Regions from separate parts of the Homo sapiens genome. Here region 2 is linked to region 1. Evidence: read pairs that join two places in POLR2A ChIA-PET (ENCODE). Cell type or tissue: HCT116. All regions are shown on one strand. Links, peaks and the distances in the headings refer to the core of each region. The heading gives the core; the rest is flanking DNA.

The links. Peaks named below come from ENCODE experiments on the same cell type or tissue, not always from the same donor. Only the 100,000 strongest peaks of a DNase experiment are listed, where the experiment ranks them.
Region 2: POLR2A ChIA-PET joins it to region 1 with 5 read pairs; 2 of 35 experiments call an interaction of 5 or more read pairs at or near these places.

What each region holds. Positions count from the first base shown.
Region 1 is chr2:9,667,633-9,683,836 of GRCh38, reverse strand. All of the region lies in intron 3 of LOC105373418 (a long non-coding RNA gene), which reads right to left. Among named protein-coding and RNA genes, the nearest start is that of YWHAQ, 45 kb to the right of the region's middle. In HCT116, for the core only: no CTCF peak of the experiment used is centred there; a DNase peak (open chromatin) is centred at 8,287.
Region 2 is chr2:9,723,054-9,739,257 of GRCh38, reverse strand. No RefSeq gene overlaps it. Among named protein-coding and RNA genes, the nearest start is that of YWHAQ, 100 kb to the right of the region's middle. RefSeq lists an enhancer at 673-772. In HCT116, for the core only: no CTCF peak of the experiment used is centred there; no DNase peak of the experiment used is centred there.

The DNA.
Region 1 (16,204 bases), core at 3,870-11,869:
TGAGTTCCATCAATGAACTTTTTATGCTTGGTTACATTAAAATCCATTATTTTATCTGCTACTTTCAATGCATCTCTTACCCATGCATGATTTTGTAACATAATGCATTTGTTATTTGCAAAGTATTGGTTCACTGAGTGATATAGAGCGTCCAAATGTTGATATGTTTCATCATACAATATTAAAAAACAGGCCGGGCACGTTGGCGCACGCCTGTCATCCCAGCACTTTGGGAGGCCGAGGCGAGTGGATCACTTGAGGTCAGGAGTTCGAGATCAGCCTGGCCAACATAGTGAAACCCCATCTCTACCAAAAATATAAAAAATTGGCCAGCTGTGGTGGCACGCACCTATAATCCCAGCTACTTGAGAGGCTGAGGCAGGAGAATCGCTTAGACCCGGGAGGCGGAGGTTCCAGTGAGCTGAGATCACGCCACTGCACTCCAGCCTGGGCAACAAGAGTGAGACTCCATCTCAAAAAAAATAAAAAACAAAAACCACACTCATTCATCTTTACCCATGGCTCATCGTTGTTTAAGTACTGGGAGGCTTAGCTGAAGGTGGCAGATACAAATTTTCTAAATTCTAATTTTTCAGTTGAAAACTCAATTTGGTTTTTTTGCCAACAAATGCTGTCAGTTGTTTTCCTTGAAGCAACAGCCTCCTCGGTTGATTTTGTGGAAATGTTTGTCAAACATCTAAGTGGGAATAAGCAGCACTTGTTTGTCAGTTGTCCTTTGCAAGTAAAAACGACACTCCCTGAAAAACGCTGCTAGTTCAGCCTGCACCTGCGTGATGCAAGTGCTTTTCTTCAAATGTCGCATGTGATCACTTCCCAGTTCCTCGTGCAGAATATTAAAAGGACATGTACTCAAAGGTTGAGATTTTATAAAATTAGTAATTTCTACAGCTTCACCAAGGACATTCTTTCTGTTCTTTTTTTGAGTCTGTGTTTGCCAGGTGATGAGGAGCACAGTGACTGCTAGAGCAGCCTGGGGCCTCTGCCCCGATCCATGCCGAGGTGCCAGCAGTTTACACACCATCGCTTTTGTACTATCAGTGCAAAGGCCACCTCGGTGAACAGGGCACGACAGCTCAGTATTATTATATTATAGAGATAATTTTGACCTTGAGGACTCCTTGAAGGGTTTTGGATTCCGCTAGGGTTTCAAGGACCACCATTTGAAAGCCAGTCCAGCTAAGATTTTAAAACCCTACTAGGCCGGGTGCAGTGGCTCACACCTGTAATCCCAGCACTTTGGGAGGCTGAGGCGGGGGGATCACTTGAGCCCAGGAGTTTGTGACCAGCCTAGGTAATATAATGAGGCTCTGTCTCTACAAAAAAATTTAAAAATTAGCCAGGCGTGGTGGCACGTGCCTGTGTGCCTAGCTACTTGAGAGGCTAGGTGGGAGGATTGCTAGAACCTGGGAAGTTGAGACTACAGTGAGTCGTGATCACGCCACTGCACTCCAGCCTGGGTGACAGAGTGAGACCCTGTCTCAAAACAATAATAAATAAATAAATAAATCTTACTATAAGATATTTCATAACCCTTGGAAACAAGGAAGTGGAGCTGTATATCCTCACGTGGAACTTTTTCTAAGTCAAATTTAATATGTAAAAGTAAAAATTTAAACAAGCAAGTAATGGGACAATAGTATTTTATGTACTATGACATCACATTTGTGTTTGTGTTTGTGTATGTGTATGTGTGTGATGTATAACATACTGTTAGTAATTTCTTTTGGGGAGCTTCAAGGTTTTGTTGTTTTGTTTTTTGGGTTTTTTTGAGACAGAATCTTGCTGTCGCCCAGGCTGGAGTGCAATGGCGCGATCTCGGTTCACTGCAACCTCCACTTCCCAGGTTCAAGCGATTCTCCTCCTCAGCCTCCCGAGTAGCTGGGATTACAGGCACCACGCCTGTGCCACCACACCTGGCTAATTTTTGTATTTTTAGTAGGGGCGGGGTTTCACCATGTTGGTGAGGCTGGTCTCCAACTCCTGACCTCAGGTGATCCTCCCGCCTTGGCCTCCCAGAGTGCTGGGATTACAGTCGTGAGCCACCGTGCCCGGCCTCAAGTTTTTACTTTATATGTCTGTATCCATCTACTAGAATAATGTATTCATATGTTGTTTCATTCAATGACTCAACAATTTTTAAAAATGAAACAAAGAGAGAGGAAAGAGCCCATTCTCTCAGCTTAATGGCTCCTTCCTTCAGGCCTGGGCCCATGGCAGGCAGAGGAGGAAGCCATCACCACATTTGTTTCCTGGGGAGGGACTGGGGAGGGAGTGTGGGCACTGAACCGGTCTCTGAGGAGTGTGGCTTGGGGAGCCTTGAAGAGATCAGGCAAATGCACACGTTCTGCCGCCAAGGCTTTTACCAAACAGCCCAGTTTTCTCCCTAGGTGGGAGCAGAAGAAGAAGGGAATGCTTTTACTTCTTTTTGTTTATATTTGTAGCAATCTGCAATAAAGGAGGTGAAATAACTGCTTTTTTTTTTTTTTTGAGACAGCTTGCTCTGTCACCCAGCTTAGAGCACAGTGGTGCAATCACGGCTCACTGTAGCTGTGACATTGCAGGCTAAAGTATTCCTCACACCTCAGCCTCCTGCGTAGCTGGGACCATGGGCACGTGCCACCACGCGCAGCTAATTTTTTACACAACTTTTTGTAAAGACGGGTTCTCACTGTGTTGCCCAGGCTGGTCTCAAACTTCTGGGCTCAAGTGATCCTCCCACCTTGGCCTCCCAAAGTGCTGGGATTACAGGTGTGAGCCACCATGCCTGGCCTGAAGTAACTTCTACCTCAGGATGGCTGTGGTGGCTGAGGGTAGGCTGGGAAGGGCTGGGCCTGAACTACTGTCTGTGGGAGAAAGGTCTTGGGGGCAGGCCTGTGGCTGGAAGGAATTATAGTGCAGCAGATGGAGCTGAGGCCTGCAGGAGCCTCAGGGAGAGAGGGTTGAACTGCTGGCCCTCCTCCTTCAAGGTTAGGAGATCTCAGGCAACTGGCTTCCTCTCCCTGACTCTTGGCTTCCTGGTTTGTAAAAGGGGATATAACACAACTCGCAAAATATTGTTGGTGAACAGTAAAGGAAATAATGTGCAGGGGATCAAGCAGAGTCTAGCACATAGCACTCATTCAATGGGAGTATGATCCTAAGAATAAGTGTTAATCAGGCAAAATGTAGGGGAAGATGCTATGGACTGAACGCCTGTGTCCCCCCAAAAATCCATATGTTGAAAACTGTTCTGTGGCAGGCAGATCTATGCAAACCTACCCCTAAAGGCAAGGGGAGCTGAGAGGCCAAAGAAAGAGGCTGACAAAATCCAGTTTCTCAGAAAGAAACATCTAATAGAGGCTTAGGAACAGAAGGCATGTCTTGGGCAAGATGGTGGATCTCCAAGTCCTTATCATCTCCCAGACCCAGGGCCTATGTACCATAAAGAAAGGATATATGTGCTTCAGAAAGAGTTTGCCTGTGTGGAGGATTTACAGTAAACAGTAGATAAAGCAGAAATCTTAGAGGCATTCCTGGAACTGGAATTAATCAGAAGTCAACATGGCAGACTAGCATCCAAGATGGAGTTGCTTCAGCGCCTACAAAACCTAATCTCCAATGTGATGGCATTAGGTGGAGAGTCCTATGGGAGATGATTAGGTCATGAGGGCAGAACCCTCAAGAATGAGATTAATGCCCTTATAAAAGAGGCCCCAGAGAGGTGCCTTCCCCTTTCTACCATGTGAGGACACGTCTATGAATCAGAAAGCAGGTCCTCACCAAACACCAAATCTACCTTGACCTTGGACTTCCCAGACCCCAGATCTGTGAGAAATGAATTTCTGTTGTGTATAAGCCACCCAGTTAATGGCCTTGTATTACAGCAGATAATACAGCAGATAGACTAAGACAGAAGGGTCCCACTGGGGTACTGTCACTGACATGCCACTTTGCGGGAGGCCAGCAAGAAGAGTGGCAGGGACTGGGGCTCCAGGAACAAGTGTGTGGTTCAGACACAGAATTATAGCACCTGTGGAGGTGGAAAGGTGAGAGCTGGAGTGTCCCAGAGCATGAGGCAGGTCAGCAGGAAAGAGCCCAGGCCCAGGCCCAGGAAATGAGGCAGGGTCCTATGACCCAAGCAAGAGAACTCGGCAGGCAGCCTATCGTGGGCTTGTGGCAGGCAGGGCTGGACAGACCTGTGCAGGCACCCACATGTTCTCTCAGCCTGAAGGCAGGAATGCTGCCCCTCTTCCCCAAGTTCCATGCACTCAGTCCAGGGCCTGAAGGAATGGATGAAGGACCCCACGAGGTTGCAGTCCCACCACATGCTACAGCCAGGGTGTTGGGCACAACTTTTAGGACTCTTTCAGCCTCGGATCTGATGGGTCCTATGGACTGGGCTGGGCTGTGCCTCCTGTCATGTGCAGTGTCTTAGTCTGTTCCAGCTGCTATAACAAAATATCATAGGCTTGTAAACAATAGAAATTTTGTCCTCACAGTTCTAGAACCTGGGAAGTCCAAGATTAAGGTGCTGGTAGACTCAGTGCCTGGAGAGGACCCACTTCCTGGTTCATAGACAGCTATCTTCTCATTGTGTTCTCACATGGTGGAAGGGGCAAGGCAGCTCTCTGGGGTCTCTTCTCTAAGGGCACTAATCACATCGTGAGGGTGTGGTCTCATGATGTAATCACCTACTAAAGGCCCCACCTCCAAGTACCATCATTTCAGCAGTTAGATTTCAACATATGAATTTTGGGGGAAACACAGACTTTCAGGCCATAGATGGAGGAAGGCCTGGAAGCAGGCACTGGGATGGGCTTGGTTTTCAGGGTGTCTTACGTCTGCGTGGGCCTGAGACATGGGAGCTGGGCTTTGAGGCATGGGTGTGATATGGTCTGACTCTGTATCCCCACCCAAATCTCATCTTGAATTGTAATCCTAATTGTAATCTCCACATATTGGGGGAGGTGATTAGATCATAGGGCGGTCCCCCCGTGCTGTCCTCGTGACAGTGAATGAGTTTTCATAAGATCTGAGGTTTTATAGGGGGCTTTTCTCGCTTTTGCTCTGCACTTCTCTCTCCTGCCGCCATGTGAAGGAGGACGTGTTTGCTTCCCCTTTCCTCGTGATTGTAAATTTCCTGAGGCCTTCGCAGCCATGTGAAACTGTGAGTCAATTAAACCTCGTTCCTTTATAAATTACCTAGTCTTGGGCATTCCTTACAACAGCATGAGAACGAACTAATACAGGTGGTGCTTGGCAGAACTCAAGAACTTAGTAGAATATCAGCCTACTGAGAAGTCCAAATCACAAATCCTGCTTTCAATTTCAGTGAGGAAGTAATATTACCTAACATAAAATAATAATAAAAATAATATGACTGTGTATATTCTAAAATATGGTACAATTAATGAGAGCTATAGGAATTTGTTTATTCTTTTATTTACTCGTATCTTTTAATGAGCGTATCTGCTCAGAAGCCAGGACAAGATTGTTAAATGTGACTACTAAATTTATATTTAAAACTTTTATGAGGCAAAAATAAATAAATAAGAAATAAGAAGAAATAATATACAACAAACTGGGGGGGAAGAGATTTTATACATATATATATATATATATATATATATATATATATGTATGTATGTATACAGGCTAATTTCATTAAAATCTAAAGGACCTAGGCAAATCAATATGAAAGCGAAAAATACCAAATAGGACAATGAGCAAAGGATATTGTAACTAAGTAGTTCACTGAAAAAGAAATACAAATGACCAATGATAACATTTTAAAAATACAACTTTTCTCAAATTAGTGCCAGTCAGAAGAGTGAATTGTATTCTTCAGACTAGTAAAAATTACAAAGGTGACTACATTGTGTTGGCAAGAGTTTCTGGAAAAAGACTCCTGCCCTGTGCTTGGAGTTTGATTTGTTGCCACCTTTTCGGAGACCTTTGACAAATTCTAAATGCCCTTTCTATGTCCTACCAATTTCATTTCTAGAAATTTGTCCTATACCCATGTACAAAAGCAAATAGGTGCATATAAAAAGAGATTATAACAGCCAGGTGCGGTGGCTCAGGCCTGTAATCCCAGCACTTTGGGAGGCTGAGGTGGGTGGATCACCTGAGGGCAGGAGTTTGAGACCAGCCTGGCCAACATGGTGAAACCCTGTCTCTACTAAAAATACAAAAATTAGCTAGGCGTGATGGCAGGCAGCTGTAATCAATCCCAGCTACTCGGGAGGCTGAGGCAGGAGAATTGTTTGAACCCGGGAGGTGAAGGTTGCAGTGAGCTGAGATAGAGCCACTGCACTCCAATCTGGGCAACAGAGTGAGACCCTGTCTCCAAAAAAAAAAAAAGAAAAAAAAAGAGAGATAGAGAGAGAGGGGATGCGGATACAGCACTGTCTAAAATAGAAAAAAAGCAATTTAAAATGTGAGATTGTTTAAATAGACTTTTCTAGACTTCTATTATGGTATATTATGCATCGATAGATTAATGTAGATCTATACATGTTGCCATGGAAAGTTTTAAAAGCTATATTGCTGGCCAGGCCAGGCATGGTGGCTCACACTTGTAATCCCAGCACTTTGGGAGGCCGAAGCAGGAGGATCACTTAAGGTCAGGAGTTCAAGACCAGCCTGGCCAACATGGTTAAACCCCATCTCTACTAAAAATACAAAAAATTAGAGAGGCATGGTGGTGGACAACTGTAATCCCAGCTACTCAGGAGGCTGAGGCAGGAGAATCGCTTGAACCCAGGAAGCAGAGGTTGCACTGTACCTCTGCACTCTAGCCTGGGCAACAGAGGGAGACTCCATCTCAAAAAAATAAAATAAAGCTCAATTGCTGGACAGGCATGGTGGCTCACCTATAATCCCAACTACTCAGGAGGCTGAGGTGGGAGGATCACTCAAAGCCAGGAGCTCAAGGCTATAGTGAGCTATGATTGCACCACTGCACTTCAGCCTGAGTGATAAAGCAAGACTCTGCCTCTTAAAAAAAAAAAAAAAGATACATTGCTAAAGTGAAAAGGGCAAGCATGGGACAGCGTGGCTTATATGGTCCTGTGCATATGCTTATGTGCTCGGTGCCTGAGTGCACATGTAGTATGGTCATTCAGGCGTAGTCAATATCTAGAAGACTGCTTTCCTCGTGTATGTGGATGCCTCTGAAGAATGAGATTGAGAAGTGGCAGGAAACTTTTATTCATTTTTTGCCTTAGACCCTTCTGCAATGTTGGAATTACTTTTAAACCAGTTTAAAATTGTTACTGAGCATCTAATCCATACCTAGTGTCGTGTTGTGCCCTGCAAGTACAAAGATAAAATTCACATTCACTGGCCTCCAGCAGACCCCACGTCACGAGGACAGAAGTGTAGAAGAATAGGTCAGGCACAACATGTTAAATGTGACAGTGCAAGCTCGGTTTTCAGGGACGGGAGGCAGGGTCCGGCACCACTTTTTGGAGGAGCTGATATGTGAGCTCTGAAGGCTCTACTGAGCCATTGAGGCAGAGGGCAGGTGGAGGACCCCAGGCTAAAAGAAGAACTGGCACCAGGGTGCAGAGCCCCACAAGCAGGTCGCTTGGGGGTCCCCAGGTAGTTTGCCATGGCTGACATGTGGTGACTGTGGGCATGCGGTGAGAGGCAGGTCTGTAGACAGGGGCAGAGCACATAGGGCTCTGGGGTCCTCCTGTCTTCCTGCAGGAGTGGGCAGTCATTTGTGGCTGCAGTCAAAGTGGTGGCTTCTTGGAAAAGAAGAAGCTTCTGGCAGCTTCTGGCACCTTCTAGGATTGTTTGTGCAGGATCTCAAATTCTCTCTCTTTCTTGGTTGGCTTTTAACAAATCTTCCTGTGATGGGGAGTGTGTGAACGGCTGGAGAGCAGAGGAGCTGGAAGCTGAGACCAGGTCATCTGAATCACTCCTTTGTAGAGGGTGCATGTTTTCCCGACAGACTCCTCTCTGTTGTAAGTGAAAATTGCTGAGGGAGTGCGCTCCTGGGTGTGCTATAACAATCCCCTCGGGGTCCTGGCTGTGAAGATGCACTGTGCTGCTTCTCACAGCTATCCGGGAAGCCAGAGCTGTGCAGTTTCCCAAGGCCCCGCCCTGCGACCTCCCCGCCATAGAGTAAGGATGGGGACAGAAGAGACAGCAACACGTTTGCAAATCTGTGATTCTTGTTTCTTAATTTCCGTCTGTGTTTATAACCAAGCTCACTGAAGGAATAGATCAAGGATGATGTCAGCAAGCCTGGGGAGTTTGACTACTTAGTCATCCTCAAGGAAATGGGGCATTTGGTTAATTGAATTCTGTGGCTCAGATTGAGTTACCACGGTGACAAAGGATAGATGTGCCAGAGCCGAAAGCATTGAGACATTAAAAGACTATACTTAACACTCCATGCTGGGGATTCAGTCTTTCTGGGAGAATTCAAAAGGAACCAAGTAGCTGGCAAAGCCTGATTCACTGTAATGGGCATCAGTTTCACTGCCCAAGATTTTGGAGGTAAGAGGTTCTGGAGTTTGGATCGAGTCAATGGCCTCAGGCAAGCATTGGCCCAAAACCCTTCACTGGCTCCTCAAATAGGATTAACGGGTTTAAGAAAAAAAATGTCCAGTTAAATTTGAATTTCAGATACACAATGAATACTCTTTTAGCATAAGTATGTTCATGCAAATATCCATTGTGTTTCTGAAATTTGAATTTAACTGAGCATTCTTTATTTGATCCCGCAACCCAATCCCAAAGTCTACAATTTAAAGCATCAGTTCTGGCATCCAGTTCGCCAGGGTTTAGCCCCTTCCTAACTTTTCCCTCCCAAAACTTCATTTCCCACTCCCTGTTCCCTTATTTGTACCAGTTTAGCGTCCACACAAATTCAACTACCTCCCACACAGCAGGTTGTCTTTTGCTTTCTTGCCCTTGGTTCTTTGCCAACTTGTTCCCCTTCACTTTCAATTCTAAGTGAGTGGGTACTATAACATCCTTGACCCCAGGAGGACAGAGCCTCTCTCCTTTTTAAATATCTTTAATATCTTCTTGAATGAGCTTCTGTCATTATAGAGGGCACTTACTGCTTGGTCTGCCTGACACCTCCTCCCTTCTGGGAAGCATGCCTTCTTGGGGGAACCGCTCCTCCTCTGACTCTAACCCTTTGATTTTAGCAGGAGCTTCCCAACTTGTTTTATTTATTTATTTATTTATTTTATTATACTTTAAGTTTTAGGGTACATGTGCACAACGTGCAGGTTAGTTACATATGTATACATGTGCCATGTTGGTGTGCTGCACCCAGTAACTCATCATTTAACATTAGGTATATCTCCAAATGCTATCCCTCCCCGCTCCACCCACCCTACAACAGGCCATGACTCTGCCCCTGGTCACAGATGACTGGCCCAGAGGTGGACACCTGATCCAAGCCAGGTCCTATTAGATCCTTCTCCAGGCATTCTTAATATCTCATTTTGTCTGGCACTCAGTTCAGATAACATCCCAATGCCTGTACTGGGCATTGAGCCAGAATCACCATTCTTATCCAAAACATAATCTTTTTATGTGTTAGGATCTATCTATAGTCTAAATTAGCATCTCACCTAAGGACACTCACCCCCGTGTGACTGTGGCGATAGAATAGAAGAGGCCACAATATAACAGGATAAGCCCTGGTCTGGGAGTCCAGAGAGAGACCTGAGCTCTAGTGGCAGCTCGGCCACTAAATTTCTGCAGGACTTATCATCCCAGCCGACTGCAAGCCCCGAGGGCAGGACCACCTCTTATCCTTCTCTCCAGCCTCAGCACGCACACTGGGTAGGTGTTAGATAAATGGTTGACAATGATGGTGATCATGGTGATGGCAACAATGACATGGCATGACTGCTGTTCCCTGGACCTCAGCTTTCTGGGTTTTTTTTTTTTTTTTTAGAGTTCTGTTGCCTATGCTGGAGTGCAATGGCATGATCATAGCTCACTGTAGCCTCACACTCCTGAGTAGTTACCACCTCCCGAGCAGTTACAACTACAGGTGTGCACCACCACACCTGGCTAATTTCTCTCTCTCTTTTTTTTTTTTTTTTTTTTTTTTTTTGGTAGAGATGGGTCTCACTATGTTGCCCAGGCCAGTCTCAAACTCCTGGCCTCAAGGGATCCTCCCACCTGAGCCCTTTCAAAGTGCTGGGATTACAGGTGTAAGCCACCACACCCAGCCTAAATGTTCTCAATAAAACCCCAAATTAAATACTTAATGTGGCTCTCTCTTTTTTTTTTTTTTTGAGACAGGGTCTCGTTCTGTCACCCAGGCTGGAGTGCAGTGGTGCAATCTCAGCTGACTGCAACCTCCGCCTTCTGGGTTCAAGCAATTCTCCTGGCTCAGCCCCTCAAGTAGTTGGAACTATAGGCATGAGCCACTATGTCTGGCTAATTTTCATATTTTTAGTAGAGACGAGGTTTCACCGTGTTGGCCAGACTGGTCTTGAACTCCTAACCTCAAGTGACCTACCTACCTCAGCCTCCCAAATTGCTGGGATTACAGGCGTGAGCCACCACACCTGGTCTGCTCTTCAAAAGAAAGACTGTCAGGAGAAAGAGAAGACAAGCCACAGGCTGGGAGAAAATGTCTGCATAAGGCACTTCTGATTAAAAACCGTTATCTAAAATATACAAAGAACTCTTAAAACTCAACAGTAAGAAAATGAACAACCCAACTAAATAATGGGAAAAAGACTCAAACAGGCTGGGCACAGTGGCTGATGCCTGTAATCCCAGCACTTTGGGAGGCCGAGGCAGGTGGATCACTTGAGGTCAGGAGTTCGAGACTAGCCTGGCCAAAATGGTGAAACCCTGTCTCTACTAAAAATACAAAAATTGGCCAGGCGTGGTGGTGGGTGTCTGTAGTCCCAGCTACTCAGGAGGCTGAGGCAGGAGAATTGCTTGAACCCAGGAGGTAGAGGTTGCAGTGAGTTGAGATGGCACCATTGCACTCCAGCCTGGACAACAGAGCAAGACTCCATCTCAAAAAAAAAAAAAACATACAGACCCCTCACCAAAGATGTACAGGTGGAAAAATAAGTGTATGAGAAGATGCTCGACATCATACATCCTTAGGGAATTACAAATTAAAACAACGAGATACCACTACACGCCTATTAGCACGGCCCAAATCCAAAACACTGGCAACACCAAATGCTGATGGGGATGTAGAGTAACAGGAACATGGGAGTGCAAACTGGTACAGCCACTTTGGAAAACAGTTTGGGTTTTTTTTACAAAACGAAACATACAATCACGCTACTTGGTAGTTACCCAAACAATTGAAAACTTATGTCCACCCAAAAACTTGCACAAGAATGTTTAGAGCAGGCTGGGCACGTGGCTCATGCATGTAATCCCAGCACTTTGGCAGGCCGAGGCGGGCGGATTGTTTGAGGCCAGGAGTTCGAGACCAGCCTGGCCAACATGGTGAAACCCCGTCTCTACTAAAAATACAAAAAATTAGCTGGGCATGGTGGCATATGCCTGTAATCCCAGCTACTCGGGAGGCTGAGGCAGGAGAGTCACTTGAACCTAGGAGATGGAAGTTGCAATGACCTGAGATCATGCCACTGCACTCCAGCCTGGGCGACAGAGTGAGACTCCCTCCGTCTCAAAAATAATAATAAAAGAATGTTTGGAGCAGATTTATTCATAGTTGCCAAAACTTGGAAACATCCCAGATGTCCTTTAATAGGTGAATGGATAAACTGTGGTATATCCACACAATGGAATATTATTCAGTGCTTTAAAAAAAAGAGCTATCAAGCTGCATGGAGGAAAATTAAATGCATATTACTAAGTGAATGAATCCAAGCTGAAAAGGCTACTTACGGTACAATTCCAACTATATGACATTCTGGAAAAGGCAAAACTATGCAGACAGTAAAAAGATCGGTGGTTGCCCGGGGTTTGAGGGAAGAAAGGGATGAATAGACGGAGCAAGGAGGATTTTTAGGACAGTGAAACTATTCTGTATGATGTCATAATGGTGGATACTGTCATTATACAGCTGCCAAAACACATACCCTAATGTAAGCTATGGACTGTGAGTGATAATAGGGTGTCAATATTGGTTCATCAATTGTAACAACCTCTTTGGTGCAGAATGTTGATGGTCTTTGCAGGAACAGGTATATGGGAACTCTCTGTACCTTCAGCTCAATTTTGCTGTGAGTCTAAACTGCTCTAAAAAATAAAAGTCTCTCTCTATAACAATATGTATACTTAATATGGAATTGATATGGGGTGGGGTTACAATTTTTTTTTTTTTTTTTTGAGACCTGTCTCGCTCCGTCTCCCAAGCTGGAGTGCCGTAGTGCAATCACAGCTCACTGCAGCCTTGACCTCCCGGGTTCAAGGGATCCTCCCACCTCAGCTTCTCAAGTAGCTGGGACCACAGGTGCCTGCCACCACGCCTGGCTAATTTTTTTTTTTTTAAAGACAGGATCTTGTTATGTTGCCCAGGCTTGTCTCAAACTCTTGGACTCAAGCAATCCTCCCACTTCAGTCTCTCAAAGTGCTGGAATTACAGGTGTGAACCATCACACCCGGCCGGGGCTACAATATTCTTAAAACAAGGTAGTCCAGGAATAGACTCTGCGTAATAATCATTTTTCGCCTTCCTGTTTACTAAATCTACATATTGTATAAACTTTTTTTTCTTTTTGAGACAGTCTTGCTCTGTCTCCCAGGCTGGAGTGCAGTGGCACGCTTGGCTCACTGCAAGCTCTGCCTCCCAGGTTCAAGCAATTCTTCTGCCTCAGCCTCCCAAGTAGCTGGGATTACAGGTTTGCGCCACCACACCCAGCTAATTGTTGTATTTTTAGTAGAGATGGGGTTTCACCATGTTGGCCAGGCTGGTCTCAAACTCCTGGCCTCAAATGATCCACCCGCCTCGGCCTCCCAAAGTGCTGGGATTACAGGTGTGAGCCACTGCGCCCGGCCTACACCTTGTACAAACTTCTATCATTGGAGTGATCACATAGATCTTTATCCAACTGAGGTATGCATAATATTAGGAGTATGTGAAAAGATTTTAGGTGATACACAAATGAATGTTTTTATTCTACTATTTATTTTAAAATGTATCAGACTAAATATGGGTAACATATATAGTATTGATAGGAAGTTTTCCTTTAAGATAAAGAATGTATTGAGAAAATGATAAATAGTGCAGGGAGCACTGAGGTGGCCTGACACACAAATAGAAATATGGCCCCCCCAAAAAAATCCAGGAAAGGGAAACATAGAGAATGGGTTTGTTTTGCAAATGCTGCTGAGTGGCAACCACCTGGTTACGCACCAGGGAATTTGTAGGCCACCCCAAGCCTCTCTCATCTGCCCTTTACAAGGAAGGCCTTTTGTGTATTTAGGGGGTTGATATGCAATGTGTTGGTGTCACTTTATAAAATCAATACATTTTAGGAAAGTTGCACTTAAATTGAACTGTTACAAAGCAAAAATTCATAGTGAAGGCTGGGCCTGCTGGCTCATGCCTGTAATCCCAGCATTTTGGGAGGTCGAGGCAGGCAGATCACTTGAGGTCAGGAGTTCAAGACCAGCCTGGCCAACATGGTAAAACCCTGTCTCTACTAAAAATACAAAAATTAGCTGGGCATGGTGGCGTAAGCCTGTAATCCCAGCTACTTGGAGGCTGAGGCAGGAGAATCTCTTGAACCTGGGGGTTGGAGGTTGCAGTGAGCTGAGATTGCGCCACTGCACTCCAGCCTGGGAGACAGAGCGAGACTCTATTTTCTCAAAAAAAATAAAACTAAAAAATGAAATAAATAAATTTAAAAAAATCATAGTGATGCTTACTATTCACTGGCTACTAAAGTGGCTTAAAAAAAATGACAGGCCAGGCACAGTGGCTCACGCCTGTAATGCCAGTATTTTGGGAGGCCAAGGCAGGCGGATCACGAGGTCAGGAGATCAAGACCATCCTTCCTAACACGGTGAAACCCTGTCTCTACTAAAAATACAAAAAAAAAAAAAAAATTAGCCGGGCATGGTGGTGGGCGCCTATAGTCCCAGCTACTCGGGAGGCTGAGGCAGGAGAATGGCATGAACACGGGAGGCTGAGCTTGCAGTGAGCCGAGATGCCCACTGCACTGCAGCCTGGGTGACAGAGCGAGACTCCATCTCAAAAAAAAAAAAAAAAAGACAGGGGCTGTGAGAAATCCATCAGCTACTTTGTGTCACATCCAGAAAATAACTAATGGCTCCACCCCAGGGCTACAGCTGCCCAGAAGGGTATTATGAAGGATTAAAGAGTATCAAGGCAGTAATTCTAATTCAAGACTCACAGTGCCTTAAATCTGTCATAATGAGAAATGAAAACTTCTATTTCAGTATGCTGACAAGAAGGCTTGGAGACATATTCTCAGAAAGAGGCAGAAATCTGAAGTCCAGGAGTAGAAGCTCAGCTGGGGGTCAGAGCGAGGTTGGGCGGGGGCCAGACAAAGATGGGGGCGGCAGAAGCCAACAAGTCCAGGCAGTTGAGGCAGAGGGGCCTCAGAAGCCTAAGTCGGTGCTCAAAATACATATCATTCACTTTTTCCTCAAGAGTGAATGAATGGGCCTGGCGGGTGTTTCTGTTACACAGAAGCCTTCATCTTGACGATCTGTCTGGGCTTTCAGAAGATTTTGTGAAATGTTCTGCCAGTATTTACTCAGCTGCATGAACCTCTTTACTTTTTAAGTAAACATCTTTTAGATTCAAGAGTAAATGAAACCTTAGGGAGTCAAAGCAAGCAGGCAGAAGATTGCAAATCTGCTGATTGCAGTCTCCTATCTATATGTTCAAAATCAAGAACTGGCTCCAGGTAGCTATCCAGCCCTGGAGCTTAAGTCACCATGACTGGATGCAGCTGGGCCTGGGTGCTACTTCAGTGTCTCCACCCAGGTGTCAAGTTCTGCGCCAACAGCCCCCAACCAGGAGTCTGCCAGGCAGCAAACCCAATTCTCCTACTCAGGCTGGCACTAGCCCAAGAAAAGAGAATGCAGGGCAATCATGAGCAGGGACAAGGCATGGCCTTTTCCAACAGAGTCCACCCTTCCAGGCTCCTCTCTAGAAAGCAAAGTAGAGCCAGGACATGTCTTTGCCTGAACACTCCTTCAGAGGTTCTTGCATTTTGGACAACTGCAGTTGGATCCCAGAGTTCACTTGCAGAAAATGGAACCCAGGCTACAGAATGAACTGTTCAGAGGCACCCAGGCTCAGAAACATACATAGAAAATGAAAAGATCTTTCTGGATATAAACATACATGTAAAATAAAAATATCACTCCAGATATAAAAATACCACTCCACCCAGCACTTTGGGAGGCCAAGAACGGCGGATCACCTAAGGTCAGGAGTTCGAGACAAGCTTGGCCAATTTGGCGAAACCCCGTCTTTATTAAAAATACAAAAATTAGCCGGGCACGGTGGCGGGTGCCTGTAATCACAGCTACTCGGGAGGCTGAGGCAGGAGAATCACTGGAACCCGGGAGACAGAGGTTGCAGTGAGCCGAGATCATTCCACTGCATTCTCCAGCCTGGGTGACAGAGGAAGACTCTGTCTAAAAAACAACAACAACAAAAACAAACAAACAACAACAACAACAAAAAACACTCCGGAGGGAGTCTAGAGTTCAAAGCCAATTTCACCCGCTAGGTGCTACTTCAATCCCTAACTGAGCATGTCTGGCATAGTCTTCCCTGGTTCTGGTCCAGATGAACTTTTCTCATCATTCTCTTTGTGCTTGAGTTATTTTCAGCCTCACAAGCTCTGTGATATTACAGCCATTTGTTGGTGTCAACAACAGTGAGCGCAGAGAGGTCTCATTCTCTCTGTCTGCAGAGTCCCATGTCAACAGCACAGACTCAACCCACTGTCCTGTCACTCTGGATGTTCCTGTGTCCATTTGTTCCTGCAGGGTTCACATGAAGCTGAAATGGTGGTGTCTTTCTCCAGGCACTCTCTACCCATGGGAACAAGTCTGAAAATCTTCCTCTATGAATGTCTGTTACATCTGCAGAGGTTGGAAGATATTTTTATAGACCTCTTTGGCTTTAAGCAGGGAAGATACATTCTGGAATTAAGTGGGAGACCCTCCCTGACCTATGATTTCTTCCTGTGTTCCCTTATCAAATTGTCTCGTCTTTGGGACAGTTAGGGTTAGG
Region 2 (16,204 bases), core at 4,374-12,373, 55 kb before region 1:
GAGTCTTGCCTCTGCTGCTCCTCTGGGGCCTCCTGATGCCTGGCAGGGAGAGGAGCCACCGTGTGAGGGTTTCTGAAATTAAACTGTTCTCAGAGTCGCAGCTGTCAGGAAGGGACAGCAAGAGCCAGCTGACAGGAGCCTGAATCTTTCCAACGCAATCCATCTAGGATGGGAAAAGAAAGACCAATTTCCAGCCTTGCCAGACTCCTAGGGATGGGCTGAGCATGCAGACTCTGTCACTCACCAGCCGCTGACCTTGGCCAAGCACCTCATTGTCTCTGAGTCTTGGTTTCCTTATTCATAAAACGATAAAAGTCCTGATCTCACAAGGCTGATGTGGGAGCCAGAAATAGCGATGCTGTGTGACAGGCCCGCAACCCTTCCAGTTCCTCTCCCTCACCAGCAAGCCAGAGGCCTGTTTTATTCAGGGTTTCTGGCAGCCACATGCTTCAGGAGAAGCAGGACTCCCTGGGAGCCTAGCACAGTGTCTTGATTGGTCTAAGCCAGTCACGGTGACCCAGTGATTAGTTTATGAACGGGCGTGTAACTTCATTCTGACTAACAAGACACGAGAGGAAGTGTCTGGATGAATTTGGGGAAAGTTTCCCTTACTCTTAAAAAAAGAGCTATAAAGAAGGGGCTTTCTCTCTTTCTGACCTTTGGGTGTGGTTGGGTGAGAACATGATACTTAGAACTGCTGCAGCCATATTGTGACATAAAGGGATAATACCCAACATAAAAGCCAAGAGGCTAACGATGGCAGAGTGTCGAGATGAAAAGAAGCCAAGTCCTTGGTGACAGCCTTGAGCGGTTGAATTAATTTCCCTTGGGATGTCCCCAACTTGAGACATCTCATTAAGTGAGAGAATGCTGTCCCAAGGTCAGAGACACGGGACAGTGGGGGTCAGGGGCAAAGGCTCTAGAGCTTGACTGCCCAATCCACCACCACTACTACTGAGGACTTTTGGCTTGTTTATTTTCTCTCTCTTCTCAGTTTCCTCATCTGTGAAATGGGGATGGTGATAATAACCGTATCTGGTTTATGAGATCATTGTGAGGATTTAAGGGGTTAATGTGTAGAAAGTATTCAAATCGCGTCTGGCACATGGTAAGTGTCATGTAAGTGTCAGCTATGACTATTGCAAGCCATTTTGACTTTTTCTGTTATTTATATCTCAAAGTATCCTCTTAAAGTCCTCATGGAATAGGTGCTTGGTCAGTAGTAGCTGTGTGTTCACAAGTTTCTGGGCTGAACAACTGTGTGCGCCACTGTATGTGCACAGAGATAGTACTAATGCAAATGTCCCAAGGAGCTTCTCGAGTGGACATCACTGGACTCCTGCACCCCATCCCCAAGGGGAGCTTCTGCAGGAGGGGAATAAGCAGAAAGCAGGAGAAGGCATTCCAAAGTGCCTGGTGGGGACTGGGGGAGTGGAAGTGGGGGGCACTAGGAGGAGTGGGGAGTACCAGAGGAAGTGGGGGGCACTAGGGGGAGTGGGAGGTACTAGGGGGAGTCAGGGGTACTAGAGGGAATGGGGGTACTAGGAGGAGTGGGGGGCACTGGGGGAGTGGGAGGTACTGGGGGAGTAGGGGGCACTAGAAGGAGTGGGGGTTACTAGGACGAGTGGGGGTACTAGAGGGAGTAGGGGGTACTAGGGGGAGTGGGGGATAGTGGGGGAGCCAGGGGTACTAGAGGAAGTGAGGGGTTACTGGGGGAGTGAGGAGTACTAGAGGGAGTAGGGCACTAGGGGGAGTAGGGGGTACTAGAGGAAGTGGGGGGTACTAGGGTGAGTAGGGCACTAGGGGGAGTTGTGGGACATTTGGACAGAGGCCAAATGCACAAAACCTATTCCAGAAAGAGCCAATACACTGGCTCAGCTGAAGAAGAGCCTGGGGATGGAAGAGCAAGGAGAGACAGTCCCGGAAGTGCAGGCAAGGCTGAGAACGGGCCGGCCTCGAATGATGAAGCGTTAGGATTCCGTCTTACAGGGCAGCAACACCAAAGGTTTCTGAGCAGGGCAGCCTCGGCAGTGTGGCTCAGGGGAAGAGCTGCTCACCATCTGCATTCATCTGCTCAGGCTGCCATAATACAACACCACAGGCTGGGAGCTTAGGCAACAGAAATCTATTTCCAAACCAGTCCTATTGGATTAGGTAACTGAGGTCACACTTATAACCGCCATTAACATTAGTTACCTCCATAAAGGCCCTATCTCCAAATACAGTCAGTCCTGGGTAGGATCTTCAATGCGTGCATTTGGGAGACAATTTGGTCCACAGCACCATCACTCTTTGGGATGAGCTCTAGAGGTGGATGTGGGAAACAGACACCGAATAGGAAGCTGCTGTCTTAGCCCAGGTGCAGAAAGAAGGAGGGGGCTTCTGAAGGCAGAAGGCAGCAGTAGACACAGAAAGGAAGGTGAGCATAAGAGCTGCTGAGAGGGAGGAATCTCCTCACACAGTTCAACACAGTAACTGCTATGTGACCCAGCAATTCCACTCCCAAGTATCTACCCAAAAGAATGAAAATTAGGGACCCACACAGGTACTTGTACACTCACGTTCATAGCAGCATTATTGACCATAGCAAAACAACCCAAATGTCCTTCAACAGATGAATGGATACACGAAACGTGGCATATTCACATAATGGAATATCATTCAGCCATAAAAAGGCATGGAATTCTGACACATGCTAGAATGTACATAAACCTTGAAAAGGTAGGGACAGAAAGGGGTGATCCCCTTTCTCCCCATCATAAAGGGTCACAGCCAACACCCCTACAACAAAAAGCATGTTAACAAGAGAAAATCATAACAAAGGTATTATGTGCACAGATGTGCAAGAGTGTTTACAAAACATGAACTCGAAGAGGGACCAGATGGTTGAGGCTTAATGCCCTCTTCATAACAGAGAGGGGAGTGGGGAAATGACTAGGCCCAATGCTCAGACAATGGTTAGTAATTGATTCTCTTTCAGAGCTAGATGGGACAAGTTACAGGAAGGTGAGAGGCAGAGCTGCACAGGAACAAATGTCTTACTGTGCAGATAAAGATCTCCAGGTGATCTCTGGGGTGAGCTTCCTTCCTTGAAGACAAGGACTCAATGTTTTCATTTCTACATCCTCAGAGTTGGTGCAGGTCCTGGCATGGGTGGACCTCTGCAGTTGCTTAATGGATCCATATAATCCAACTAAATTCATACAAGGGCAGGCCCAGCAGGTGTTCCAACAGAGTCAGTAGGGGACGTGCTAGATGAGCATAAGGAAGTTAAAGAAAGTTTCTCCAGAAAAGATAATAGTGACATTGTAGTTTCTTGGAAGAGGTGCCATTTGCCCCAGGCCTTGAAATATGACAGTCATGTGGGATAAAATTATGATACAACATCCCCTATTTAGGGGTCAGGCTTCTTCCCCTAAACTACTTCTGCAGTTTTGCCCCTCAAGCTTGATGATAGGTATTTCTGAAGTTGCAGAGAACTGTTCAGTATTAGAGCAAATCCATCCCACACTTCTTCCCAGAGCACCCAGAAAACAAAGACCGCCTTGGTGGAGGGGAGGTCTAGGAAGAGGGAATGGACAGGGACATGGGTCCCCTAAACAAGGCAGAGTGAGCTTCTGGAAACATGAACCTGCTCACATCACCCCTCTCTTCTCTCCCCCTTGCCTGTGCCTGAGTCATAAACCCTTGGCCTAACATTTGAGGTTCTTTACCATCTGGCTTGTTTTGGCCTCTCCATTCCAGCACCACCCTGCCCCAAACCACAAAGCCCCATCAGACCACTTCCCCACTTTGGCAAACATGCTAAGCTCTTCTGTGTCTCTGCACTTCATCGTGTTATTCCCTTAGCTTACAATGCTTTTCCCCACCTCCTTTACACCTGAAAACCCTACTTGTTCTTCAAGTTCCTCCTCTGTAGTCCTATTTTGATGCCAAGTCCATTCCTGTTTCGTCTGGGCTTCCCCAGGCTTTCTTTACCTCTCTCTAACTCCATTATGACACCTGACATCTATCATTTGATCTGCCATATGAGGCTTAGTTGGTTCCCTGTCTCTGTCCTCACTAGATCCTGAGAACCTTCAGGGAAGGATAATGTTTTCTTCATCTTTTAGTCCCCAGCACAGTACCTGGTACATAGTGGGTGCTCAGTGAAACTGCCAACACATTGAATGGAGCTCCCCCAGACACACAATATGGGAGACAAGCCCTTTGAGAATGCTGCTGGGGGTGTGATTGTAAAAGAATCACACAGGGGGTCTTGGAGTATAATCATTAAGTCTGAAGATAGATAGAATATATTTGAAAGGGTATTCTAGAAAATCAGTAACAGTAGTTGCTGCGGGGAAGGAGAGCTGGTGACCAGGATAAGAGGGAAGTTAATTTTCACTCAATACTTATTTAAATTTTTACCATGTGAGTAGGTTTGTAGTTTATTTTGAATTTTCTTTGAAGACAATTATGTAATTTGTGAATAATGGCAATTTTTTTCTTTCTAGTGTTTACATGTTTTATTTTAATATTTTTATTATACTAAGACTCCATGAAATCCAAAATAGAAATAGTGATAAAGGTCATATTGTCTGTTTTCTCATTTTTAAATAAATATTCTTATCATTTCTTTCGGTTAATATTTTACTTACATCTTTAAACATCCTTTTACTTTTGACTTTGTTCTTATGTTGTTAATAAATCTCTTCTAACCACCATTTTTTCAGCCATTCCAATGATCTTTGTCTTTTATCCAGATAATTTAGTCTGTTTACATTTATTGGGAAATAATTGACATATTTGAATCATTCCTACCATCTTATTTTGTGCTTTCTAATCATCCCACTTATTCTGTTGGGTTTTTTCCCTCTTTCTTACCTTCTTTTGTATTGTATTGATTGATTTTCTTATTCCATTTTTTCCCCTTCTGGTTTGGAAGTTTACACACCAATTATTACCCTTTTGGTACTTATCTAGATATTTTGATATGCATAATTTCTGAAATAGAATCTAAAATTAATCGGCTAGGCACAGTGGCTCATGCCTGTAATCCCAGCACTTTGCGGGGGTGAGGTGAGTGGATCACCTGGGGTCAGGAGTTCCAGACCAGCCTCAGTAACATGGCGAAACCCCGTCTCTCCCAAAAATACAAAAATCAGCCAGGTGTGGTGGTGCACGCCTGTAATCCCAGCTACTCCAGAGGCTGAGGTAGGAGGATCGCTTGAACCTGGGAGGCGGAGGTTGCAGTGAGCTGAGATCATGCCACTGCACTCCAGCCTGGGAGACAGCACAAGGCTCCATCTCAAAAAATAATAATAAATTAATTAATGAAATGAAATGAAATTATTCAACATTTTTATCATCTTCCCAAACAACAAAATAACCTCAGAATGGTTAGAATTTTCTTATTCAGCCTAAATACTATTGCTGAGCAGTATATTAGGCCTATGTTTTTAGTTTTTAAAACTTCACACATTGGATACTATAATAATAATAATTATTATTATTTTGAGAGAGGGTCTCATTCTGTCTCCCAGGTTGGAATGCAGTGGCGCAATCATTGCTCACTGCAACCTCAGGCTCACGCAATCCTTCCATCTCAGCCTCTTGAGTAGCTGGCGCTACAGGTGTGCAACACCATGCCTGGCTAATTTTTGTATTTTTTGTAGAGACGGGATTTTGCCATGTTGCCCAGGCTGGTCTCAAACTCCTGGGCTCAAGTGATCCACCCACCTTGGCCTCCCAAAGTGCTGGGATTACAGGCATGAGCCACCATGCCCTGCCTGGTATTATAATTATGATTTTTAGTCAATATTTGTTTATATTTACCCAAAAGTTTATCATTTTCCTTGTTTTTCACTTCTGCTTGTATCTCAGATCTTCTTTCTGGGATCATTTTCCCTCTCTTAAAGTATATGCCTAGTTTAGAAGTCCTTTTAATGAGAACCGTAATGAACTATTTCCTTTATTCACTGAAATGTAATTATTTTCCTGCTTTCTCAAAAGCTAGGTTCACTGGGCATAATTTCTAGGCTGGCAGTTATTTTCTCTCTGCACTTTAAGATGTATTTTGTTGTCTTCTGGCTTCCACTGTTGCCACTGACATGTCAGCTTTCCATCTAATCATTACTTCTTCGAAGGTAATCTGCTTGCTTTGAAGATCTTGCCTTTGACATCCTGAAACTTTGCGATGATATGTCCAAGAGTGTATTTATTTTTATTTATCTTCATTATTGGATCTAAGGATTTGTGTCTTTCATTACTCCTGGAAAAGTTCTCAGCCCATTGTTTATTTGCTTCTCTTGCCTTCCCTCTATTCTTTCCTGGAACTCCTATTAAATGTGTATTAGACCTGCCGGCTCCATCACTCAAATCTTACTTTCCTTTTCATACCTTTTCCTTTCATTTTTCTCCTCTGGGCTACATTATATCTCTAGTGCTACTCTATAGAGCTCAGATCTATTCTCCTGTTCATAAATTTTCTCGTTACCTGAATCTAACTGCTGATTTCTGTTGAGTTTCTAACTTCAATTCTTATGTTTTTTATTTCTAGAAGTTCTATTTGGTTATTTTTAACATTTTTTGGTAATTATTTATTTATTTTTATTTCTTTAAACACATCAACCATAGGTATGAGCTGAATAAAAGATCAAAATTTTAGAAATAAATAAATAAAAATAAATTCAAACAAAATGGACCAGGCACAGTGGCTCATGCCTGTAATCCTAGCACTTTGGGAGGCCAAGGTGAGCAGACTGCTTAAATCCAGGAGTTCGAGACCAGCCTTGGAGACATGGCAAAAACCTGCCTCTACAAAAATACAAAAATTAGCCAGGCATGGTGGTGTGCACCTGTAGTCCCAGCTACTTGGGAGGCTGAGGTAGGAGGATCACTTGACCCAGGACACAGAGGTTGCAATGAGCCGAGATCACATCACTGCACTCCAGCCTGAGTGACAGAGCAAGACCCTCTCTCTCTCTCTCTCAAAAAACAAACAAACAAACAAAAAAAAACCAAAACACTCAGCGCTACCTGTTTTGTATTCCATGTCTGGTATTTCCAATATGTGCAGTCTTAAGGGTCTGGTTCTGTAACTGACTTTTCTGCTTACTTGTTTGGCATGTGTCTTGGGATTTTTAGTTGACAGCTCATATTCCTTAGAACTTTATCTATGGAAATCCATTGAGGCCTGGCTTTAAGTGCTTTTCCCTCAGATAGGATTCATGTTTGCTTCTGCCAGGCGTTGGAACTCATGCTATCTGTGTGGCCTGAAAAACCCAAAGCCAAACATTCACTTAAAGCAGCAACAGGATTTTTGTTTAAAAGGCAGCTGGGGCCGGGCGCAGTGGCTCATGCCTGTAATCCCAGCACTTTGGGAGGCCGAGGCGGGCAGATCACGACGTCAGGAGATCGAGACCATCCTGGCTAACACGATGAAATCCCGTCTCCACTAAAAATACAAACAATTAGCCGGGTGTGGTGGTGGGCGCCTGTAGTCCCAGCTACTCGGGAGGCTGAGGCAGGAGAATGGCATGAACCTGGGAGGCAGAGCTTGCAGTGAGCAGAGATCGCGCCACTGCACTCCAGCCTGGGCGACAGAGCGAGACTCTGTCTCAAAAAAAAAAAAAAAAAAAAAAAAGGCAGCTAGAAGGAAAAAAAAAAAAGTGGCAGTAGGTTGCTAGAATTCTGGCCCTAAACCTGAGTGAGATTTGGGGCTTATGCTACAAATTTTCAGCAGACAATTTTTCTTTTTTTCCCCTAAAGCCAGAGTCCAGGCACAGACAGGCAAGAGTCCCAAACACCTTTCTTGGAAGTGCTGGTGGTGGCTTTATGCTGGGGGTGGGTCTCCAATGTGACCTTCCACCTCGAATCAGTCTCTGGTATCCCTCCTATGTGACCCAGTATCTGCCCAGGCAAACCCCAGCCTCAGTGACCACTTTTCTCTCTGGATTTCTGTTTTCTTGACTTTCTGGCCTCCAGTGACGTTTTCCACCTTTCTGCCAATTTGGCCCTGCTTTTTCAAGGGTTTCCCCCCAATTTGATCTAGGATTTGTGTGCATTCTGGCATCTAGACTCTCATGTTTGTCTTTAGAAATAAATGGTTTCAGCTGGGCACAGTGGCTCACACCTGTAATCCCGGCACTTTGAGAAGCTGAGGAGGGAGGATCACCTGAGCTCAGGAGTTCGAGATCACCCTGGTCAACATGGTGAAAAACCCCGTCTCTACTAAAAATACAAAAATTTGCCGGGCATGGTGGTGTGTGCTGTAGTCCCAGCTACCTGGGAGGCTGAGGCAGGAGAATTGCTTGAACCTGGGAGGCTATTGCAGTGAGCCGAGATCGCACCGCTGCACTCCAGCCTGGGAGACAGAGTGAGACTCTGAAAAAAAAGAAGGGAAGGAAAGGAAAGGGAAGGGGAGGGGAGGGGAGGGGAGGGGAGGGGAGGGGAGGGAAGGGAAGGGAAGGGAAGGGAAGGGAAGGGAAGGGAAGGGAAGGGAAGGGAAGGGAAGGGAAGGGAAGGGAAGGGAAGGGAAGGGAAGGGAAGGTTTCTAAATCAGGTTGGAAGGGTCTGAGGTAAAAGCCACTAATCCTAAGATTCACGAGCAAGAGTGTATGCCCGGGGGTGGATGCTGGCTGGACGAGCTTCTCCTGAACAGATATCCAGGTGGCTGCGCAGCCTGATCTCTGTGCTCTTCTCCAGCCAGGGCATGGCCTTGGAGGGCCCTGGGAGCCCCAGGGCAGTAGGAGGAGACTTATCTGGAGTTTCAAGGACACTCACATAAGGAAGACTCTCAGAGCCAAGTACCTAACAGAAGGCTGCCTCCATGAAAACAAAGAGGGGGTCAGAATAGGTTACCGTCCAGGCAAAACAGAAGAAGATCTTGGGAGCCAGGGTTGTAAGTGGAGGATTGGAGAGGAAGGGGATCAAAGAAGGAGCCGCTCAGAAGCAACGTGTCAGGAGTATCAGAGAGTGGCCCTGTACCTACCTGTATCAAGAGTGCGCACTGCTGGCCGTGAGTGATTCCGTGGCACGCAGTGCATGGGAGGTCCAGCCTTGTTTAAACGGCCGTGGTCAGACCAGAACCGAGATTGTCATGCAAGCTGGTTCCATTAGCAGATCCAAGGTGCCACAGAACTGGAATGGCGGTAGGATTAGCCAATCCTCAGCTGGAACCAAAATAGGGGACGGAGCCCAAATAAAAAAGGCTTGGTTTCCTGAGGGCCCGGAGCCCCCCGAGAGAACCACTCTAACATTGAAGTGCGAGAGTGGATACACCGGGAGCTGTAAGGGGAGCTGGGAGCAGGGCCCACCCCTGTCCTCCTGTGAGCTGCAGCTGATGAAGCCATGTAGCGTGAAGGGGCCACTGCAAGGGTCCCCAGCAGCCATAGAGTCTGCAGGAGAGGCATGCCTTGTCCAGGAGCCTTCTTAGGCTCACAGAAGACAATGTACGGAGAGGTCCCACAGCAGCACCCCTGGCCAGTCCCCAGCCCTGGACTCAAGACTCGCAAGCATCAAAGTTGCAGACAGGAAGCTTCTGGCAGACTGTCCACCCTGCAGGGAGCCTCAGAGGTTCATTTCTTTGCAAGGCAAAGAAGGAAGAACGTGGCTCTAAGCCTGCTCTGCACCTTTCATTCTCCCCCATCATCCACCGATACATTTATAAGGGATAAAAAAGGCTAAACTGTGATTGACTCTGAAAGTAGAAAATGAAATTTCCTTAAATCCACCTGTATTGCCAGCACTGGAAAGATCAAGCCACATGCAATCAAGGAAATATTACACTAACTTTGCTGGGAAGAAGGGAAGAAGACGATGAAGGGGGATGCCCAGCAACACCTCTTGCAGACTGGGAATCATTCAACAGCAGAACATTTCAGAGGTGATGGAATTTTAGGGCCAGGCTGTTTCTGAGTCACCCAGTTCAATACCTTCGACTGCCATGTGGGAAAAGTGAAGCCCAGAGAAGTGAAGTTTCTCAGTGACTCAAAGTTACTTGGGGGCATCTAGCCCAACCCTTTCATTTCTTAGGCGAGGAAACTGAGGCTGCAAAAGATTTGCCTCAGACAGTTCAGCAGCCTGGGGCACAGCATGACCAGGCCTCCTAATCTGATTCTCTTTCTTCTTTGTGTCCCATCCCAGAATTACCAATCTTCCTGTATGATTGAGACATCAATCCACAAGTGCCTGTGTCTCCTTCTCCACGATATCCAGAGAGTATCACAACCAGTGACATCCAAGACTGTCACAACCAGGAATAACAGCCCCCTCAGTTTTCTGGTGAACTTTTCCATGTTTTCAAAACTCTGCATTGATGCAGTGGTTTTACAACATCAGAATTATATGTTTTCAGGAGCCACTCTTACAAAACATGCAATTTTAAGAGGAACATTGGTTGTAAGCATTAACAATTATCCCCGATCCAATTAGGAAGCAGAGCTTGGCTCCAGGACAAGCCAAGATTGCTAAACCTTCATGACAAATTTGCATAAACACCCTCCTTTTAAATGAAGATGAAAAAGAAAGCCCAGGCTTCACATGGCAGGCTTTGCTTCAACATAAGCCTCACAGAATCTCGGCTCTAATTTGTTTCTCTTCCAGCTATACCAGCTCTTTGCAGAGATCAAGAGGCAGATTTTTGGAGCCAGAGCTGGTTCTTAATGGGTCTCCAATCTCAGATTCAGTCTCAGACCCTGACAGACGCTGTGTGTGTCCCTGGTCCATAATCTGGCCAGTGGTTTCTGGGCAAGGAAGAGCAGGAGGAAACAGCCCATTGCCGGGGACCCAGGCAGTGTACTCCCAGACTCAAGGAAAGGAGCACCTGGGACTAGGACACCAGGGTGGATGATGACCAAATGGCTAATCTGAGCCTATGCAGGAAGGACCCAAACGGAGTTGGCAAAAGACCGGAGCAAGAACATGTTCTTTGGTTTTATGCTGAACTGGGTTCAAATTATTGGCCAAGGCCTGTGTATTGGCCTGTGACCATGGACAAGTTGCCTAACCTCCCTGAGGCCTTATTCGGCTCATCTGTTAATTAGCACTAGCAATAGACACCGCAGGCCTGCTGTAATGATAGAGACAGTAGAGGCCTTGCCACTGGGAGGGTGGACAGAATGACTTAGGGGAGAGTGGGGTGGCTAAATCTCTCCAAGTCTGGAAATTAGTGAACTCAGCTATGGTGACACTAGAATTCTCAACTTGCTCGGCACTTGACCTGGAGTCTGCCTTCCTCACTGGGGCTCTCTGCTCCAAACACATCTGAGCACAACGTCCCCGCCAGCCAGATTTGGCGCTGCTCTGATGGGGATCAAACATCAGACTGTTTTTAGAGGGCAGCAGTGTATTGGATTAGAAAGAGCCCTGAGCTGGACGCAGTGGCTCACGCCTGTAATCCCGGCACTTTGGGAGGCCGAGGTGGGTGGATCACCTGAGGTCAGGAGTTCGAGACCAGCCTGGCCAACATGGTGAAACCCTGTCTCTACTAAAAATACAAAAATTAGCCGGGCGTGGTGGTGGGCACCTGTAATCCCAGCTACTTAGGAGGCTGAGACAGGAGAATAACTTGAACCCGGGAGGCAGAGGTTGCAGTGAGCCGATACCATGTCACTGCACTCCAGCCTGGGTGATAGAATGAGACTCCGTCTCAAAAAAAAAAAAAAAAAAAATTCCTGAAGGTGGGGTTGAAGACCAGGGGTGAGCTCCTCTCTGGTCTTCAGAGCTGTCACTACAGCCTGGCATTTCCCATCTTTGGGGCTCATGCTTAGTTTGTCTAGAACAGTGGTTCTCAGCGCCAGCTGCACGTTAGAATTACTTGAGGAACTTTAGAAGGATGTCCATGTCAGGTCTCACCCCCAGATATTTTGATTTATCTGGTCTGGGGTGGGGTCCAGATGTGGGTATCTCTTCAAAGATTCTCAGGTGATTCTGCAGCCAGCTTAGGGAACCCCAAGACTGAATGTTCTCCAAAGTCTCTGCCTTGCAGGCATCCCCTTCAGTGCTGCTCGGGGGAACCTATGGTCAGAGCACAGGTCATTCCGCTGTCTTGCTGTGCGGCCTTGGAAAGTCATGCCCCCTTTCTGGGCATTAGCTTATCCCATCTGGTAATGGGGAGTGGGGACACTAGGGTCTCTTTCTGATTTCAAATTAGGTGAATCTGAGTCTTGCAGCTTTGTGATCCAGAGACCCAGACACCTGCTACTAGGAAGATTCTCCAGAACTGAGCTCCACGAGGCCCCAGCTCGGTTTCCCTTGGGAACCCAAGCCTGGGAGATTTGGTAGACTCCATACTCTGTGGCTTCTAAGACAGGCTTGAGCAAAGAACTCCAGTTGCTCCTTTCCTTGAGTCTGGGAGGACACTTCCTGGGTCTCTGGCATGGGCTGTTGCATAATAAAGCAGTTTAAGCCATAAACTTCCTTGTGTTCACCTGCCTTTCTTTTTTTCTTTTTCTTTTTTCTTTTTTTTTTGAGACAAGGTCTGGCTCTGTCGCCCAGGCTGGAGTGCAGTGGCACGATCTCGGTTCACTTCAACCTCCACCTCCCAAGCTCAAGGGATCCTCCCATCTCAGCCTCCCGAGTAGCTGGGACTACAGGCTGTGCCACCACACCTGGCTAAGTTTTTGTATTTTTAGTAGAGATGGGGTTTCTCCATGTTGTCCAGGCTGGTCTTGAACTCCTCGGCCAATCTGCCTTGGCCTTCCAAAGTGCTGGGATTATAGGTGTGAGCCACCGTGCCTGGCCTTGTCTGCATTTCCTGATGAGGAAATGAGTATCTCTGAGTACAAATATGAGATACATAGAAGATAAAGAAAATGCTGCTGGAGGACTGACTTGGGCCTTTGGACAACTCACTTCTCTGGGCCCCAGTTTCCCTCTTGACACAACAAAGAGAGATTTCCAGCCACCATGAGGAGGAGGCAATGCATGTAAAGTGCTTGGCACATAACACATGTTCAACTAATACTCACCACTGCAATTTTATGACCGACTGCTATCTCTCAGGGCCAATTGATTGATGGATGGATCTCTTTCTTCTTTTTAATTTATTTATTTATTTATTTATTTATTTATTTATTTATTATACTTTAAGTTTTAGGGTACATGTGCACACTGTGCAGGTTAGTTACATATGTATACATGTGCCATGCTGGTGCGCTGCACCCACTAACTCGTCATCTAGCATTAGGTATATCTCCCAGTGCTATCCCTCCCCCCTTCTTTCTTCTTTTCTTTCATTTACAGCTTTATTGAGATATAATCGATATCAAATAAACTGCACACATTTAAAGTGTACAATTTGATGAGCTTGGGCATATGTGTACACCCATGATCCAGTGATTCTTAAACATTGTTCTTAAAGCCCATTACATGTTTTCAGCATTTGACATTTCCAAGCACGTGTTTATTCTGGAGGTGGCCAGAGTGAACATCCCATCCTAGCGTTAACAGGAAAGTCCTGATCCCAGGCAAGTGGGGACAGCAGGTCACTCAAGGGGCCGAACATGTCTAAGTTGTCACAGAGAAGGAGGCATAAAGTGAGCAGAACCGTAAGGTGTGTGACTCTGGACTATCACTCGCCACTATATGCCTCGGTCTCCCCATCTGTAAAATGAGCGGCCTAGACTAGATAGTCCAGGTCTAACGTCTCTTCCAAGTGTGGCATTCTGTAATCCATTGGAAAGGGATTGCAGGGATGGCCATACCTGGGCATAGGGAGCTGGCTTTCCAGATGAGTACAGTGGCATGAGTGAAGGGGAGCGAGGAACTAGGCATCGGAAAACGCAGCAGGAACTTGTCAAGCATTAGTAACATAGGGCACGCCTCCTGAGAACACTGAGAGGCACGTACCACTAACTGCTCTACAGATGAAGAAACTGAGGCTCAGAGAGGTTGAGTCACTTGGATGCAGCTGTGTTAACTCCGCGTGGAAGCCTTGCACTTTGACCCAGACCCGTTTGCCTGCACTAAGCCAGCGGACCATGCTACAGAAATAATGAGCGACCGTTACCGAGCCCTGCCTTGCTGCAGGAGCCGTTCCAAACAGTTACAGGTGTGAACTCAGCTAATCCTCATAAGCAGTCCTGGGAGGCGAGTGGTATTACTATCCCCATGTTACAGATGAGGAAATGAGCACGGAGAAGTTAAACAGCTTGGCCAAGGCCACACAGCAAGAGAAAGAGCTGGATTCAAACTCCAGCAGGCTGGATTCAGAGCTTGGCCCTCGACTCCTGGCCGCACTGCTTCCCTGGGCAAATGAGAAAGTCCACCCGGCTCTGGAGAAGGCAAAGTGGAAAGGCAGTGAGGCAGGGTGGGTCTTTCGCTCGACAAGGCCTTAGTTCCCTGTGGGGCTGTGCGTGAGGTTTAGAAGTGCTGGAGTAACTCAAAGGTAAGTTAGAAATGGTTTCAAAATGTATCATGAGCAGTGCTGCTGGACGCATTCTTGGACGTGTCTCTTGGTGAACATGCAAGGGTGTTCCTACCGAGTGCAGATGTGGGAGTGGAACAGCTGGGGCGTAGGCACGCACAGGTTCCACTTGGGAGGTGCCTGGGCAAGGCTGCCCTGAAAGGCTGGGGTTTGGGTGGAGGCAGTGAGGGGGCAGCCAGGGAGAGGTCTGGACATCCGCGTGCTCGAGGAAGGGCAAGGTTGCCAGTGTGCCTGCAGGAAATGAAGGGGAGGGGGTTCAAGAGGTGAGGGGTTAAGGTGACTCAAGGTGACTCTAGGCTTTTGGCCTGAGCTTAGTGCAGGAAGGACCTTGTCAGGGTGAGCTCAGTGGTGCAGCTCTAGACGTGGTGAGTTTGAAATGCCTGTTAGACGCCCAGGTCGGGCTCTTGAGGACACTGTTGGAAACATGAGCCTGGCGTTCAGGGAAGGGGCTGGGCTGGGGTCTCTGAGTGCAGATAAAAAAAAAATAACAGCACATGTACATGCAAATGGGAAGAATCCACTCGGTGGGGGAAATGCAGGATGCAGTGGGGAGGGGAGGGACTGGGGGCTGGTACGAATCTGTGTCTTGGGAAGGAGCATGGACAGCCCCTCTGGAGGAAGGAGAGCGTCAGGTGCAGATGCGGGCGAGCGTGAAGACATGCGAGGGGGCCAAGGCCAAGTCACCTAGGGGAGCTGAAGGGCATTAGGGACATGCAGGGCTGCTGGGCAACTCAAGGGTTCAGTGGTTGGGAAGTCAGCTGGAATTTGAGTTCAGTGGTGGTTGCTGTCGCTGGTAATGGCAAGGTTAGGTTTTGATAATGGGAATGGAGACGACAGTGGGGTTCATTCATTCAACAAATACAGATGAAGCATCTTCTATTCATCACACCTCTGCTAGACCCTGGGTTCTAAGTGGGGAACGAAATAGACTTATTAGTTTATTAAGTTCAGAATTTTCTGTTACATAAATTTCCATTAATCACAGGTTAGTATTGTACTAACAACTGCCATTTATCGAATGATTGCCACATGTCAGGTTCTAAGCTAAGCAAATGTTCATGTTCATACTTTATCTCATTTAATTTTTATACCAAAAAGTTTTCACTTTCAAAGTTTTACAACATAGTTGGGCATTTGACTAGGACTACTTAAAGGTGATTTCTAGTTCACCTATTTTTTCAGATAGAAGTGGGAGTGGATTAAAAAGTCAATGAAGGAAGCCAGGTACAGTGCCACACATCAGTAGTACCCTCTATGTCCCGGCTTCTCCAGCCAGGTTCCCGGGCCATCACCCCAAGACTGAGAGCTTCTCTGGTTCTGAGGCTTTGGACTTGCACTGAGCCATGCTGCCAGCATCCCAGGGTCTCCAGCTTGCAGACAGCCTGTCATGGGACTTCTCAGCCTCCATAACTGTGAGGCAATTCCCCTAACAAATCCCTTCCCATCTATCTATCTATCCACCCAGTCATATGTCATTTAACAGGGATACAGTCTGAGAAATGGGTCCTTCAGCGATTTTGTTGTTTGGCGAATGTCAGAGTACACTTACACTTGCCTATAGGGCATAGCCTACTACACACCCAGGCTGTATGGTAGAGCCTGTTTCTCCTAGGCTACAAACCTGTATAGCATGTTATTGTACTGAATACTGTAGCAATTGGAACACCATGAATGGTATTTGTGTATCTAAACACATCTAAACATAGAAAAGGTACAGTAACAATACAGTAATTTTATGGAAGCACTATGATTTTATGGGAGCACCGTCGTATATACAGTCCGTGGTTGACTGAA